Regions from separate parts of the Homo sapiens genome. Here region 1 is linked to region 2. Evidence: read pairs that join two places in POLR2A ChIA-PET (ENCODE). Cell type or tissue: PC-9. All regions are shown on one strand. Links, peaks and the distances in the headings refer to the core of each region. The heading gives the core; the rest is flanking DNA. Region 1 overlaps PTPN2 (protein tyrosine phosphatase non-receptor type 2). Region 2 has its middle 15 kb from the start of PTPN2.

Evidence for each region. Peaks named below come from ENCODE experiments on the same cell type or tissue, not always from the same donor. Only the 100,000 strongest peaks of a DNase experiment are listed, where the experiment ranks them.
Region 1: POLR2A ChIA-PET joins it to region 2 with 6 read pairs; 21 of 35 experiments call an interaction of 5 or more read pairs at or near these places.

Annotation. Positions count from the first base shown.
Region 1 is chr18:12,806,309-12,813,960 of GRCh38, forward strand. All of the region lies in intron 7 of PTPN2 (protein tyrosine phosphatase non-receptor type 2), which reads right to left. Among named protein-coding and RNA genes, the nearest start is that of LINC01882, 61 kb to the left of the region's middle. In PC-9, for the core only: no CTCF peak of the experiment used is centred there; a DNase peak (open chromatin) is centred at 5,423; H3K27ac peaks cover 2,108 bases.
Region 2 is chr18:12,895,551-12,903,202 of GRCh38, forward strand. No RefSeq gene overlaps it. Among named protein-coding and RNA genes, the nearest start is that of PTPN2, 15 kb to the left of the region's middle. In PC-9, for the core only: no CTCF peak of the experiment used is centred there; no DNase peak of the experiment used is centred there.

The DNA of each region.
Region 1 (7,652 bases), core at 3,055-7,054, 87 kb before region 2:
GAGGACACAAATGGAAAGATAGCCTATGTTCATGGATTAAAATTAATACTGTTAAAATGTCCATACTACATAAAGTGATCTACAGATTCAATGCAATTCAATGAAAATACCAATGATATTCTTCACAGAAACAGAATAAATAATCCTAAAATTTGTATGAAATCATAAAAGACCCCAAAAGCCAAAGCAATTTTGAGCAAAAAGCTGGGGGCATCACACTACCTGACCTCAAAATATACTACAAAGCTATAGTAACCAAAATAGCATGCTACTATCATAAGAACAGGTATAAAGACCAATAAAACAGAAGACAGAGCATGGAAATAAATCTACGTATTTACAGCCAATTTATTTTTGACAAAGATGCCAAGAATATACACTGGTGAAGGACAGTCTCTTTGATAAATGGTGTTGGGAACACTGGATATCTAGATGCCCAAGAATGAAACTAGACCCCTATCTCTCACCATATTAAAAAATCAACTCAAAATGGACTAAAGACTTAAATATGAGACCCCAAACAAATATACATACTAGAAGAAAAGATAGGGAAACACTTCAGGACATTGGTCTGGGCAAGGGAAGGGTCTTTTGTATAAGACCTCAAAAGCAAAAACAGACAAATGGGATTACATCAAACTAAAAAGCTTCTGTATAGCAAAGGAAGCAATCGATAGACTGAAGAGACAATCTACAGAATGGAAGAAAATATCTGCAAACTATACATTTGACAGGGATTAATATCCAGAATATATAAGAAACTCAAACAAAATTCAATAGCAGAAAACACAAGTAATCCAATTAAAAATAGGTAAAAGACCTGAATAGCCATTTCTTAAAAGACATACAAAGAGCCAACAGATACATGAGAAAATGGTCAATATCACTAATCATCAGAATAATGCAAATCAATACCACACTGAGATATCACCACACCCCAATTAGAATGACTATTATCAAAAAGACAAAAAATAAATGCTGGCATGAATGTGGAGAAAGGGGAACTCTTGTACACGGCTGGTGGAATGTAAATTAGTACAGCCATCTTGGAAAACAGCATAAAGGTTCCTTAAAAGATTAAAAATAGAACTATCATATGATCCAGCAATCCCACTACTGGGTATTTATCCAAAGGAAATGAAATTAGGATTTCAAAGGCATATCGGCACTCCTGTGCTTATTGCAGCACTATTCACAGTAGTCAAGATACGGAATCAACCTAAATGTCCATCAATGAATGGAGGGAGAAAGAAAATGTGGAAAAAAAAAAAAAAAAAAATATATATATATATATATAATATAATACTATTTGGCCATTAAAAAAAAAAGAAATCCTGTCTTTTGTGGCAAAATGGATGAAACTGGAGGACATTAAGCCAAGTACACAAAGACAAATACTGTATGTTCTCACTCATATGTGGAATCTAAAAATGTTAATCTCATAGAAGCAGAGAGTAGAATAGTACCTACTGGAGGCTTCGCAGAGTAGGGAAGAGGGGGCATAGTGAGAAACTGAACAACAGTTCAACAGGGGGATGAGTTCTGGTGTTTTACTGCACAGAATGACTATGGTTAATAATATTTAATATTTCAGACAGGGTGTGGTGGCTCATGCCTGCAATTCTAGCAGTTTGGGAGGCTAGGGCGGGCAGATCGCTTGAGCCCAGGAGTTTGAGATCAGCCTGGGCAACATGGTGAGACCCAGTCTCTACAAAAATTTAAAAATTAGCCATATGTGGTGGCACGCGCCTGCAGTCCCAATTACTTAAGAGACTAGGGCAGGAGGATCACTTGAGCCCAGGAGGCGGAGGCTACAGTGAGCGAGCCATGATCGTGCCACTGTACACCAGCATGAACAAGAGAATGAGACCCTATCTCGAAAAAAATTTATATACATACACATTTTATATACACATAAAATCCTCTCTTCTGGCTATTTCGAAATACTTATATATACTTATATATATTTCAAGTACTATGAAATATATTAGCACATAATAATATATAATTAAATAGAGATTTCAAAATAGCTGGAAGAGAGGATTTTGAACGTTTTCACCACAAAGAAAAGATAAATGTATGAGGTGATAGACGTGCTAGTCTAATTTGGTCATTACATAAATGTATCAAAATATCACACTGAACCCCATAAATATGTACAATTACTAAGTGTCAATTAAAAACAAAGGCCGGGGCATGCGGTGGCTCACGCCTGTAATCCCAACACTTTGGGAGGCTGAGGCAGGTGGATCAAGAGGTCAGGAGATCGAGACCATCCTAGCTAACATGGTGAAACCCCATCTCTACTAAAAATACAAAATAATTAGCTGGGTGTGGTGGCACACGCCTATAGTCCCAGCTACTCGGGAGGCTGAGGTAGGAGAATCACTTGACCCCAGGAGGCGGAGGTTGCAGTGAGCTGAGATCACACCACTGCACTCCTGGGCGACAGAGCGAGACTCCGTCTCAAAAGAACCAACCAACCAACAGACAAAAAAACAAAATAAAAAATAAAGTAGCACTGCACAAAAAACACAAAAATTTTTAAAAAGATTTCAGCCAAGGTAGATTTTGCTTGAATCTTAATCCACTTCTAATCCAGAGGTATGTAACACTGGAGTAGTCACCACAGTGGTGCTTGAATGTGATCTGGAACCTTCTTGCTCCTTGCCACTGTTCAGTCTAGGGGAGAACTAACGGTGAGATCTCCAAGCTGGTCCTTGTGATGCTAAAGGACTTTAATTTGGTTGTGTCTATCAGGTACGCTAGCAGCTCCAGGCAGCTGGCTAGCCCACCACTGGGCTAGAGAAACACCCTCCAGCATGCCTCTAGCATGGCCTTCAGGAGTAGATGGCAACACAAACCAGGATTCGGACCAAGATGAAGACAAATTTCAGTTTCTTCTATGAAAGAGGATGTCATCATCTACCCTGGGAGACAGTTGTGATTAATGAGATGGCATGTGAAGCGCCCAGCATCATGTCTAGAAAATATGTTTCCTGTGCTCTCACTTGTCACCATTCCTAGGGACAAAGGTAGAGGAAGAAGAGTGTATCTGGGCCCCTGCAGATGAAAGCAGTGACAATTGTACATGCCAGAGAAGAAAAACGCATATATAACCTATGCACTGGGACTATAGTCTCTCAAGTCCTTGAAAGGATGAAACATGATCCCCATCTATGTATCTGCCAGTGGCAAGTGGTAGAGGCAGAAGCAGTGGGAGCCAATGGTTTTGATTACCTATGACTGACACTGGCCCAAATGACTTGGTATGGACAGGGATGGCCTTCTTTGAAGATCCTATCAAGGACGCAAGGAGTCTTGGATCTAATAAATAAGGAATACTCTACTTATTGCCCGAGGAGTCTAATGATTTTGGACAGAGATGTAACATTGCAACTTAAAGTTTTTTAGAACTTATGGAATATTCATTCCCTGGAGTTACTCTTGTGCAATATGGTACTGTTAAAAGCAATGCTTGTATTCAGATCTTTAAAAAATCTCTGGGAAATCCATTCATACAATGGATAAACTAGTTTCTAATTTGTCTCATTGTCATCATGTACCAGAGGTATTAAAAAGAAAAAGGCACGCCTGGCACAGTGGCTCATGCCTGTAATCTCAGCACTTTGGGAGGCTGAGGTGGGCAGATCACTTGAGGTCAGGAGTTTGAGACCAGCCTGGGCAACATGGTGAAACCCCATCTCTACCAAAAATACAAAAATTAGCTGGGTGTGGTGGCACATGCCTGTAATCCCAGTTACTTGGGAGGCTGAGGTAGAAGAATTGCTTGAACCCGGGAGGCCGAGGTTGTAGTGAGCTGAGATTGTGCCACTGTACTCTAGCCTGGGTGAAAGATGAGACTCGGTGTCATGGAGAAACCCTGTCTCTACTAAAAATACAAAATTAGCCAGGCATGGTGGTGCAAGCCTGTAATCCCAGCTACTTGGGAGGCTGAGGCAGGAGAATTGCATGAATCTGGGAGGCGGAGGTTGCAGTGAGCCGAGATCACGCCACTGCAATCCAGCCTGGGCAACAACAGTGAAACTCTGTTTCAAAAAAAAAAGCATTTTCCACACTTCACCGTTCCCAGATATGGCTATTTTACTTAGCTGCATAATCAATGTACCTCTTTTTATGTTTTTAATTTTTTTAGAGATGGGGTCTTACTCTGTTGCCCAGGCCAGAATGCAATGGTGTGATCACAGCTCACTGTAGCCTCAAACTCCTGGGCTCAAGCAGTCCTCCTGTCTCAGATTCCTGAGTAGCTGGGACTATAGGAGAGAACTACCACGGCTGGCTTTTTTGTTTTATAATAGTTGATTTACAGAAGATTTAGAAAATGTGAAATTCTACAGTTTGTTGTGTTTGGAGAACAGTTAGTAGTACAGTTTGGTACAATTTGTCTAGAGGATGGAAAACACGCAAAGCTTGAGTAGGAGAGATGAGGCTGGAAAGGAAATAGACCTCCGGGAAAGAGGTCTCTGGACTTCATGAGTAGTGGGGTAGAACTGAAAATCCTGAGCCCTAAGAGGGCGCAAACCATGTCCCCGAAAGAATACTGTGCCAACAATCAAGAAACTACAATATAATGGAACACAGGAGTAATTAAGGATGTCTTCACTTAGATGACTGTCTATTTTCTTTGTTCCCTTGTTTGTTTTGTTACTCAATCCAAATCTTTTATAGTGAAGACATGGAGTACTTGCTACTCTCCATGCCATATTCTAACACTTCAAATGTGCTAGCTCTTAATCCTCACAATAACCTTAGGAGATAAGCACTAATACTAATATTACCATTATTACACCCTTTTTACGGAAGATGTGGGGAGAATAATTAGGTAACTCGCCCAAGGATATGCACCTAACAAATAGTAGAGACAGAATTTTAACCTAGGCAAGTCTGGGTTGACTATGCTGTGACCCCTTATAAAGATGTGTGTTCAACAAAGTACCCCACAAAAATGTTAAATTGTCTCCAGAATTTACACTGGTCAATTTTTGAAGTTTCCACTCTTGACTGAGACCTAGTTATGTAACTTGGCCTTATAGCTGGACAACACTCAACAATGTCAACAAATAAGATGACACCAAAAATCAAGTCTCACTGGACCACTTCCCAGAATATGCAACAAATTCAGAATACGTCAACAAGGAAAGCACTCGGCAGAGAGAGAAATAAAAGAGATATTTAATGCTAGTGAATTAAAAAAACCCCACAAACCCAACAATGTCATTTTGCCATGGCTATGTTCAGCAAACTCACTCATGGCTATGTTCGACAGACTCATTCATGGCTATGATCAGCAGACTCACTCGTGCCTATGTTCAGCAAACTCACTCATGCCTATATAGGTTCAGCAAACTCACTCGTCTCTGTCCTCCCTGTGACACACAAGGGAGCCAGCACTCCTGAGTCACCTGCCTCAGGTCATTAATGCTGACTGGTGAAGCCAAGGAATTACATTTCACTAAACTATAACCTCAAAGGAGCTCTCATTTTGAGGCCTGGTACTGTTTCATCTTTCTTTCTAATTCTGTGCTCACGTTGCACCAACCCATGAGTCACTGCCACTAGGAGCCATGCCCCCCACACAATGCCTAGAACCCTAGCTCTACCCATTTCTCTCACTGAAGAAAGCTTTAAGCAATGCAATTAAACTTCAAATCCTCTGTAATTTGTTAAAAGTTTATCATTTACATTTAATACTTTATTAGTAATATCAAATTACCAGCTAGAGATCTTACAACATTAGTTCTGAATTGCCAAACTAGATATTTACTCTGGGGGGTTAACTGTCATCATCAATACTGGGAATATGCTAATAAATATGTGGTAATACCAGCAACCAGCTTAAGTATTTATGCCTGACCTTGTGCTGAAAGGCAATTGCAAATAGCCTATATGTCTATAGGAATGTCAAAGTCATTGGAAGTTTTCTGTAAATGAATACATGCTTTAAGATTATAATTACACATATTTACAGACTTAAGATACAATCACTTTGGGCTGGGTGCGGTGGCTCACGCCTGTAATCTCAGCACTTTGGGACGCCGAGGTGGGCGATCACTTGAGGTCAGGAGTTCGAGACCAGCCTGGTCAACACTGTGAAACCCCATCTCTACTAAAAATGCAAAATTAGCCAGGAGTGGTGGCAGGCACCTGTAATCCCAACTACTCGGAAGGCTGAGTGGGGAGAACCACTTGAACCTGGGAGGCAGAGGCTGCAGTGAACCGAGATTGTGCCATTGCACTCCAGTCTGGGCAACAAGAGCAAAACTGCGTCTCAAAAAAAGAAAAAAAAACCAGTAGCATGTGTGGTATGTATTTATTAATCCAACTTTATCAGTAATCACTTCATATGCCGATGGTCTAAATGCACCAATTAAAAAAGATTCTCAGAATGCCAAGACCATTTCTGCAGAAATTAACCCCTTGGAATGGGCAGCATGCTTTTCTGATCCTGAGTACCTGAAGGATAAAGATGTTTCCAATATCCTATCTGGAATAGGGGCAGAAAATGCCTTAGAATTGAGAGCCTGAGGACAATATCACACCAGATAAATTAACAGAAAAAAAATCCTTCCTAGCCACAAACTGCACTGTCAAAGACTCCACAAAAAAGTGTGTCCAGAAAAACTCATCTCTGTGATAAAAAAAGATCCACCCTCAGATAAAGTATGTATTCTAAAACTAAAGACACAAAACTTAAAAAAAAAAAAAGCAGTGGTAGGAAAGACACAATCCAAAGGACAATACATTTCCCTCCCAGTTACCCGTCTCATCACAGCCAGGAAGCAGGCAGGGAAGGCGGCATGCAGGCTGTGAAGGCATGGGGAAATCTGATTGAACTACTTTTCTTTTTGAACTCCAGATTTAAGTTGGTGAAAGCTCACTGTGATTAGAAAGGGAAATTTTCCTAATCTTAAACATCTGAAATAACTTTTACTTCACCTAAATCACTGATCACTGCCAAAGTGACCCTGGCAAATCCAGTGTTCCCAAAGTCTGGCGTCTGAAGCAGGACATGTTCTAATGGGCTGAGTTTCCCAAACATTGCGTATTTTGGCTCTGAGTGCCCTAATGTTTCTGTGCATTAAGAATATTTTAATGCTATTTAAAGATTTGGAAAAAATCTTTTTAAATAAACCTTTATTCTGACACCAATGGTCCGATCTAATTTACATTCTTATATTGGCTAGTAATCAGAGAAATGAAAGTGCTAGTAAATATGTTCACACATGAGAAACATAATGAAAAGACAGTCGATCTTCTTATATTATGCATCAACTTACAGTATCTGCTTATGTCCAATACTATGTGATTAAACCAGACAAAAAATGGAGTCTGTGGTTGTTTCTATTTTACATTTTAACTTAGTACATAACACAAGTTTCTGATCAGTCTTTGAACTTAGGTTCTACAAATATGCAGTAAAAATAGCTTAATGAGAATAAAGCCACCAACCAGAAGAATATAACATTTTGCTGGAATTTCATTATATCTGCCATAAATATTCAAGTTGCTTGTTGTTATAAAGTCAAATATCACATAAACCAAGTATCAGTGTTTAATGAAGGCAAAAGTATCTCAAGTTTCCAGTTACTTTAATAATTAAAAGATTAACCACCCCCAAAATGAAAAATTCA
Region 2 (7,652 bases), core at 1,249-5,248:
ATTTTTGTATTTTTTGTAGAGAGGGGATCTTGCCGTGTTGCCCAGGCTGTTCTTGAACTCCTGGACTCAAGTCATCCACCTGCCTTGACCTCCCACAGTGCTGGGATTACAGGTGTGAGCCACTGTGCCCAGCCAGATATTTTTATAGCTTTTGAAATCCACTGTTAAATTGCTGTATGAAAGAATAGAATCAATGTAATGCTATAGGCAGCGATTTAGAACTATATGTTTGCCCACATCCCTATGAACCCTCCCAACTTGGCCTCCTGGAGTGCTGGAATTAAAGGCATGAGCCACCGTGCTTGGCCTGGTTCCTTTTTATCCACAACTACTTCCCACTTCTTACTATTTTATGCTTATGTGCATATCAGGCTGCTTCTGAAATGAAATACTATTATGTTAATAAAAAACACAAAAGAATTGATATTGTTGCAAAAACATACTTTCTCCCAGGTGAAACAGAGTCCAGACAGTTTTAATTAACATTTCTTTGACTAGAAAAATTTACATGAAGTATATTGTATATTCTTGTTATGAGGAGACACATTCAAATCCCTGAATCTTAATTAGTTCATAGCCATATGAATGATCATCTCTGAGCACCTTTCACTTTCCGCTCTGGGGCTTCTCTGATGCTGTGACTTGCAACACCTAAACGAACACACAATTCACTGAAACATTCTTAACTCAGATGTGCAGAGGAGTTAGCACCAGTGGCACCACTCTTTTTTTTTTTTTTTTCTGTGCACATCCACCTTTAATAGCTTCTTCCGTCACTCTTTAGATCCAATTACTAAAGTCTTATTGAATCCAAAATAGATCACATCATTTACCTGTAAAGAGGAAAAATACCCTAAAAACATTTGTGGAAAAGGTTAAAAATTGTAAGCCATACTAACGATTTGTAAGAACTTTAGAATTTTTTTTTTTTTAAGCAAAGGCAGCTACCAAAGTGTTCTGGGCGGGGTGGGGGGGGGGGCGAGGGAGGTGAGTATGAGTGGAGTTGGACCCTTATAAAGGGACAGCGACAAACACCTCATACTCAAAACAAGGGGACTTCCCCTGTCATTTGCGCCGTCGGGCCACTGCAAATGTCCGTGCTGAGATGCCTACGTTGTCACTCGACACAGCCGCCAAAGCTCACCCGGAGCTGCGTCAGTCCCCACTGGGTTCCTCCAGGCCAAGGAGGTACGACCTCCGCCGCAGCATATAAAGTAAATGTCCAGGACATGGGAAGAAACCCGCCGATACAGCACCCGGGTGCCCAAGCCCCCGAGAACTAGGCCGCGCGGGTACTACGGGGCCAGAAAGCCCGGGCCAGGGCGGGCCCACGAGCGAGCACCGTCGGGAACAAACCGGGAGAAAGAGGAAGAGCCGGCGCCAAAGGTATCCCGCCCACCGCGGTCCCCCCAGAACTCTTCCTGCGCTTGCAAGCGCCACGCTGCCCACAGGACTGCGCCAGCCGGCCGGCGCCTCAACAGAGCGCGCCAGGGAGCAGCGCCCGTCGGGAGCCAAGACGCCTGAGCCATCGAGGCCGCCGCCGGGCCAGGTCGAGGCCGCCGCCGCCGCCGCCGCCGCCGCCGCCGCGGCACCACTCTTAACCGATGTTGATTTCCCCTTTCACACCCCAGGAAGGCAATTATTTGATTTTTTTTTGTTTTGCTTTTGTTTTGTTTTGTTTTGAAACAAGGTCTTGCTCTGTTGCCCAGGCTGGAGGGCAATGGTGTGATCATGGCTCACTGCAGCCTTGACCTCCCGGGCTCAAGTGATCCTCCCACCTCAGCCTCCTGAGTTGCTGGGACTAGGTGCATGCCAACATGTCCAGCTAATTAAAAAAAAGTTTTTTTGTAGAGATAAGGTCTCACTATATTGCCCAGGCTGGTCTTGAACTCCTGAACTCAAGGGATCTTCCTGCCTCAGCCTCCCAAAGTGCTGGGATTATAAATGTGAGCCACTGCACCGAGCCTCCAGGTGGCCGATTCTCGGATGCATTTCTCATGGCTCCTTAGAAAGTCCCAGTGGGGGCCGGGCGTGGTGACTCATGCCTGTAATCCCAGCACTTTGGGAGGTCAAGGCGGGTGGATCACCTAAGATCAGGACTTTGAGGCCAGCTTGACCAACATGGTGAAACCCCATCTCTACTAAAAATACAAAAATTAGCTGGGTGTGGTGTCAGGCACCTGTAATCCCAGCTACTTAGGAGGCTGAGGCAGAAGAATCTCTTGAACCCAGGAGGCGAAGGTTGCAGTGAGCCAAGATCGTGCCATTGCACTCCAGCCTGGGTGACAGAGTGAGTCTCTGTCTTAAAAAGAAAAAGAGAGAGAGAGACAGACAGACAGAGAGAGAGAGAGAGAGACAGAGAGAGAGAGAGAGAGAGAGAGAAAGAAAGAGAGAAAGAAAGAAAGAAAAGAAAGAAAGAAAGAAAGAAAGGAAGAAAGAAAAAGTAAGTCAGTCTCAGTGTGAACAAGCGTCATTTGTGTCTGGTGATGGACGTGACAAGGCTTTCTTATGTTTGCTTTTCCTCCTCACCTGTTCATCCTCCTTCCCTGCACTGCTGCTCTCTAGAAGCGCTTTCCCAAATAAAGTCCTTGCAACAAGCCTTGGTCTCAGGGTCTGCTTTCAGGGAACTCAGGCTAAGGTAATTAGTCACAGACATGGGCCTAGGAAGCAGATTCTCAGGATGGGATTTTGGAGCTGGAAAACACAGAGCTAAGAAACACGAGGCTGGAGTGAGTGGCATCTGGTAACATCACGATTGCTAAGGATCTCACCCTGGTGGCTTGGGATGAGGTGCAGGTGGAAGGTAAAGCACTGGGCATGTGGCAGCTCTGACACCTAAGTGGTATTGGGGCGAGGGGAACTATAACGATTTTGGAGGTTCCTGGTCTTTGTTAAATGCTCTGGACGTCTTGAAAAAAAAGTCAAACAGGTTTCCACCTGCAACTGTCAGCTTGAGGCAGGTTGTGGAAGCAAAGCGGCTCCATAACTGCATTCATGGAGACGCTCATTTTATTCGTAGAATGTGTGGATGAAAATCAGGCACAGCACTGTGTTATTAGGAAAACAGAGATGCAAAGGAGCATGAATGCATAGCCATAAATGGTCTCGTCCTCAAATCATTGACTTGAGAAATACCTGGGTGGACTTGGACCAGCCTGAGAACCTTGCAACCCCAGGTTTTTTTGGCTCCCCCAGGCCAGCAGATGTGCGCCCCCATTCTTACTAGATTCACAGAAGCCCTCACATGAGAAAGTGTCTCAAAGGGCAAGGAAACTCAGTTTTAGCCACTAACTCCCCAAAAGCAACCCCTGCCACCACTTGTTACCTCCATACTAAGAAGCAGGGTCTGATCCCAACACAGCTTAGGTAAACAGTCCAAACTCCAGGCAGAAATCTTATATATCCTAAGAATTGTAAGACCTGTCTAATGTGGACCAACAGGAAGGAGAGGAAAATGGGCAATTATAAAGCTTAAGATGTTGGGCCAAGGAAGATGCAAATATAAGGATGGGTAGAGAAGGATTTATTGATATAGGAATATACCCCTTGGTTTGGGAGTCCTAGTCAGGGCATCTGAATCCACTTCTCATCCACTGCTCGGATAGTTTCCTGAAGCTTGGGCAGGAAGATGACCTACAATGAATGAGGTGAGGATGCTTTAATTTCCTTGGCAGAATACTAGACGAGCTCAGGGAAATTAGACATTAGAATAGGCTTAGTATGTGGTATCAGAGAACCCACTTCCCGGCTGTGTTCTTTGGGAAGACTCAGAGGAGACTCCCTTCATAAAGCACAAAGACCCACTGGTGAGGGAGGCATGACCATCTTTGAGAAGCTTGGTAGGAATTGTCCTTTGTAGGCCAGAGCCGGCCAGTGGAAGATCCTGCCAATGGATGCCAGGTATCAATGGGCATGACGGGATTCTGAAATCGCAGAGAGGAGGCAGCAGCAGAAGGGGAATGAAGTTAGTATCATGGGCAGCAAGGCCAGCATGGCAGTTACGCTGCTGTGACCTGCTAGGATCTGTGGGCTCTGTTCCAGGGGCTGAGACGGGTGAACAACAATTAGGTTGTGACTTGACTTGGACAATTTGAAAAAAAAAAAAAAGAAGTGCTGGGAAGCTGAAGTTTGAAATTAGCCACTGCAATGGAAAATCACAATCCTTCATTCAATTTCCAAAGCTAAGTCAGTTCACAGATCTAATGCACATTGATTGAAGGGAAGCCTGCCAGTTCTCTGTAATGAAAGACTCTGCACCACCACTAAAAATACAGATGATAACTATTACCCTAGTCCTTCACCAATGGAACCTACAGCCACCTAGCAGCCCAATGGTGCCAAGGAAATGGATAGAAAATCTGAGTTGAAACTTCAGATACCACGGGACCTGAAATCCTGTTATGTTCCTCCAGTTACACTCAGAGCTTTTGAAGGGCAGATGATACATGGAGTTCTGACCCAAGTATACCCTGCAGTGGGTCCACTGGGTCCAGGAACATGGCCTGTGGTTATTTTCTCAGCTCCCACATGTATAATTAGGATAGATATATACCTAGTAGTTGGCAGAAACCTTACAATGATTTCTAGACATCTAGACATAGGGGGGAAGACACAGGAGAGAAGTCCCTGAAAAATCAGAAGCAATACTAGAAGGAATTGCAGAGAGTAGCACCACCATAAGCAACTTCAAGGATGGAGGGTGGCAGTCCCCTTCAATTTACCCAAGTGGCCCTTACAAAAATTACACAGATCATGGCAGATAAGGGTGGACTACTGTAAACCTAACTAAATGGAGCCCTGCTGGGCGCGGTGGCTCACACCTGTAATCCCAGCACTTTGGGAGGTTGAGGCGGGCGGATCACCTGAGGTCAGGAGTTCGAGACCAGCCTGGCCATCATGGTGAAACCCCGTCTCTACTAAAAATACAAAAATTAGCCAGCTGTGGTGGTGCACGCCTGTAGTCCCAGCTACTCAGAAGGCTGAGGCAGGAGAATTGCTTGAACCTGGGAGACAGAGGTTGCAGTGAGCAGAGATCGTGCCACTGCACTCCAGCCTGGGTGACAGATCGAGACTCTGTCTCAAAAATAAACAAATAAATGAATAAATAGGCTTGGCGCGGTAACTCATACCTGTAATTCTAGCACTTTGGGAGGCCGAGGTGGGTGCATCACGAGGTCAGGAGTTTGAGACCAGCCTGGCCAACATAGTGAAACCCTGGCTCTACTAAAAATACAAAAATTAGCCAGGCATGGTGGCGCACACCTGTAGTCCCAGCTATGCAGGAGGCTGAGGCAGGAGAATTGCTTGAACCCGGGAGGTGGAGGTTGCGGTGAGCCAGAATCAGGCCACTGCGATCCAGCCTGGGCAACAGAGCGAGACTCCATCTCAAAAAATAAAAATAAAAATAATAATAATAATAAATAAATAGAGCCCCAATCATAGGTTGTATGGACTGTAGCATGGACTACACAATGTGGTATATGGTATGAACAATCAACACAGTTTCCAAAGCTTGTTATGTGGCTACTGAACCATTAATATCATACTTCTCAATATCTGCCAATAAAGAGGATCAAAATAGTTAGTTTTTACTTGGAATGAACAACATTCATCACACTCACTGTCTTGCCCCAGAACCTCTACTTTCTGTCCCAACATAGCCCACCAGGGTCTTGATCTTCTTGGCATCTGCAGAATGTCACATCAGCCCACTGTTTGAGGATGTCATGTTAACTGGACCTGGTGAGCGGGAAGTTGCAAGTCCTCTGGCTGCCTTGGTGAGACGTATGCATCAGAGTGTAGCAGGTACACTGTAAATATTAAGAAATCCAGGCCGGATGCGGTGGCTCACTCTTGTAATCCCCGCACTTTGGGAGGCCAAGGTGGCGGATCACCTGAGGTCAGGAGTTCGCGACCAGCCTGACCAACATGGAGAAACCCCGTCTCTACTAAAAATACAAAATTAGCCGGGCATGGTGGCACATGCCTATAATCGCAGCTACTCGGGAGGCTGAGGCAGGAGGATCCCTTGAGCCTAGGAGGTGGAGGCTGCAATGTGCCATGATTGTACCACTGCCCTCCAGCCTGGATGACAGAGCAGGACCCTGTATTGAAAAAAGAAGATAAAAGAAAAGAAAATTCATTCCCTGTTAAAGTTTTTAAAAGATGAAATGGTCTGAGCATGATGAAACATTCTAGTGTAAAGAACATATCATTGCACCTTGCCCTCCCTACCACTGAGAAAGAGGCAGAGCATTTGGAAGTCCTCTTTGAATTTTGGAGGCATCATGTGCTACACTTAGAAACTTTGCTTCAACCCATTTATCAGATGACTTACAATTCTGAGTGGCGCCCAGAGCACGACCGGGTTTTGCATCGAATCGAGGTCCTGGTGCCCCTCCTCCCCTCGCTGCTGGAGGTTTCTTAGCTGCAGTTCATGCCCTCCATCTGGTTCCCTATGACTCCTTTCTCAGCCCATCGCCATCTGGCCGTACACGGTCATGTGTTGTTGTCCTTGTTGTTTTTTCCTGCTGTTGCCTCCTCACTCCTCCAGACATGATCTGAGACCACCCCAGCCAGCTCTTTCTTTCACATGGCCCACACTCTGGCCACAGAAAGCAGCCACGCATCTTTGCCCTGGCAAGCTTGAGGTGATACTTAATTTTATGTGTCAATCTGACTGCACCATGGGGTGTGCACATTAAACACTATTTCTGGTGTGTCTGTGAGGGTGTTCAGGATGGGACGGACATTTGAACTGGTGGCTCAGAAAAGTCGATTGCTCTCCATCCAATTCGTTAGGGGCCTGAGTGAACCACAAGGGGAGGGTGGGGGAATTCACCCATTTTTTTGGTCCTGCCTCACTGTTTGAGCTGGGACACAGGTTTCCTCCTGCCGTTGGGCTGGAATTTACACCACTGGCTTCCCTTGTTCTCAGGCCCTTGGACTTGGATTGGAATTACAGCCGTGGTTTTCCTGGGTCTTGAGTTTTCAGATGGCAGATCGTGACACTTTTTACCTTCATGCTCATGCAAGCCAGTTCCTCATAATCTCTCTCTTCTCTCTCTCTCTCTCTCTCTCTGTGTGTGTGTCTACAATATGTGCCATATAACAAGGTTTTGTTCAACAACAGACCGCGTATATGACGCCAGTCCCCTAATATTATAATGGAGCTGAAAAATTCCTATCACCTGGTGATGGAGCAGCCATCGTAACATCTTAGCACAGCTCATTGCTCATGTGTTTGCAGTGGTGCTGGTGTAAACACACCTGCTGTGCTGCCAATCATATAAAAGTCTAGCATACAATTACATAAGGTATGGCACGGTGGCACACGCCTGTAATCCCAGCACTTTGGGGGGCCGAAGCAGGTGGATCTCTTGAGGTCAGGAGCTTGAGACCAGGCAGACTAACATGGTGAAATCCCATCTCTACTAAAAGTACAAAAATTAGCTGGGCATGGTGGAGCATGCCTGTAATCCTAGCTACTTAGGAGGCTAAGGTACGAGAATTGCTTGAGCCTGGAAGGCAGAGGTTGCAGTGAGCCAAGATTGCACCACTACACTCCAGCCTGGATGACAGAGCAGAACTCTGTCAAAAATAAAATAAAATAAAGTAAAATAAAATAAATACAATATGTAAGGTACATAATA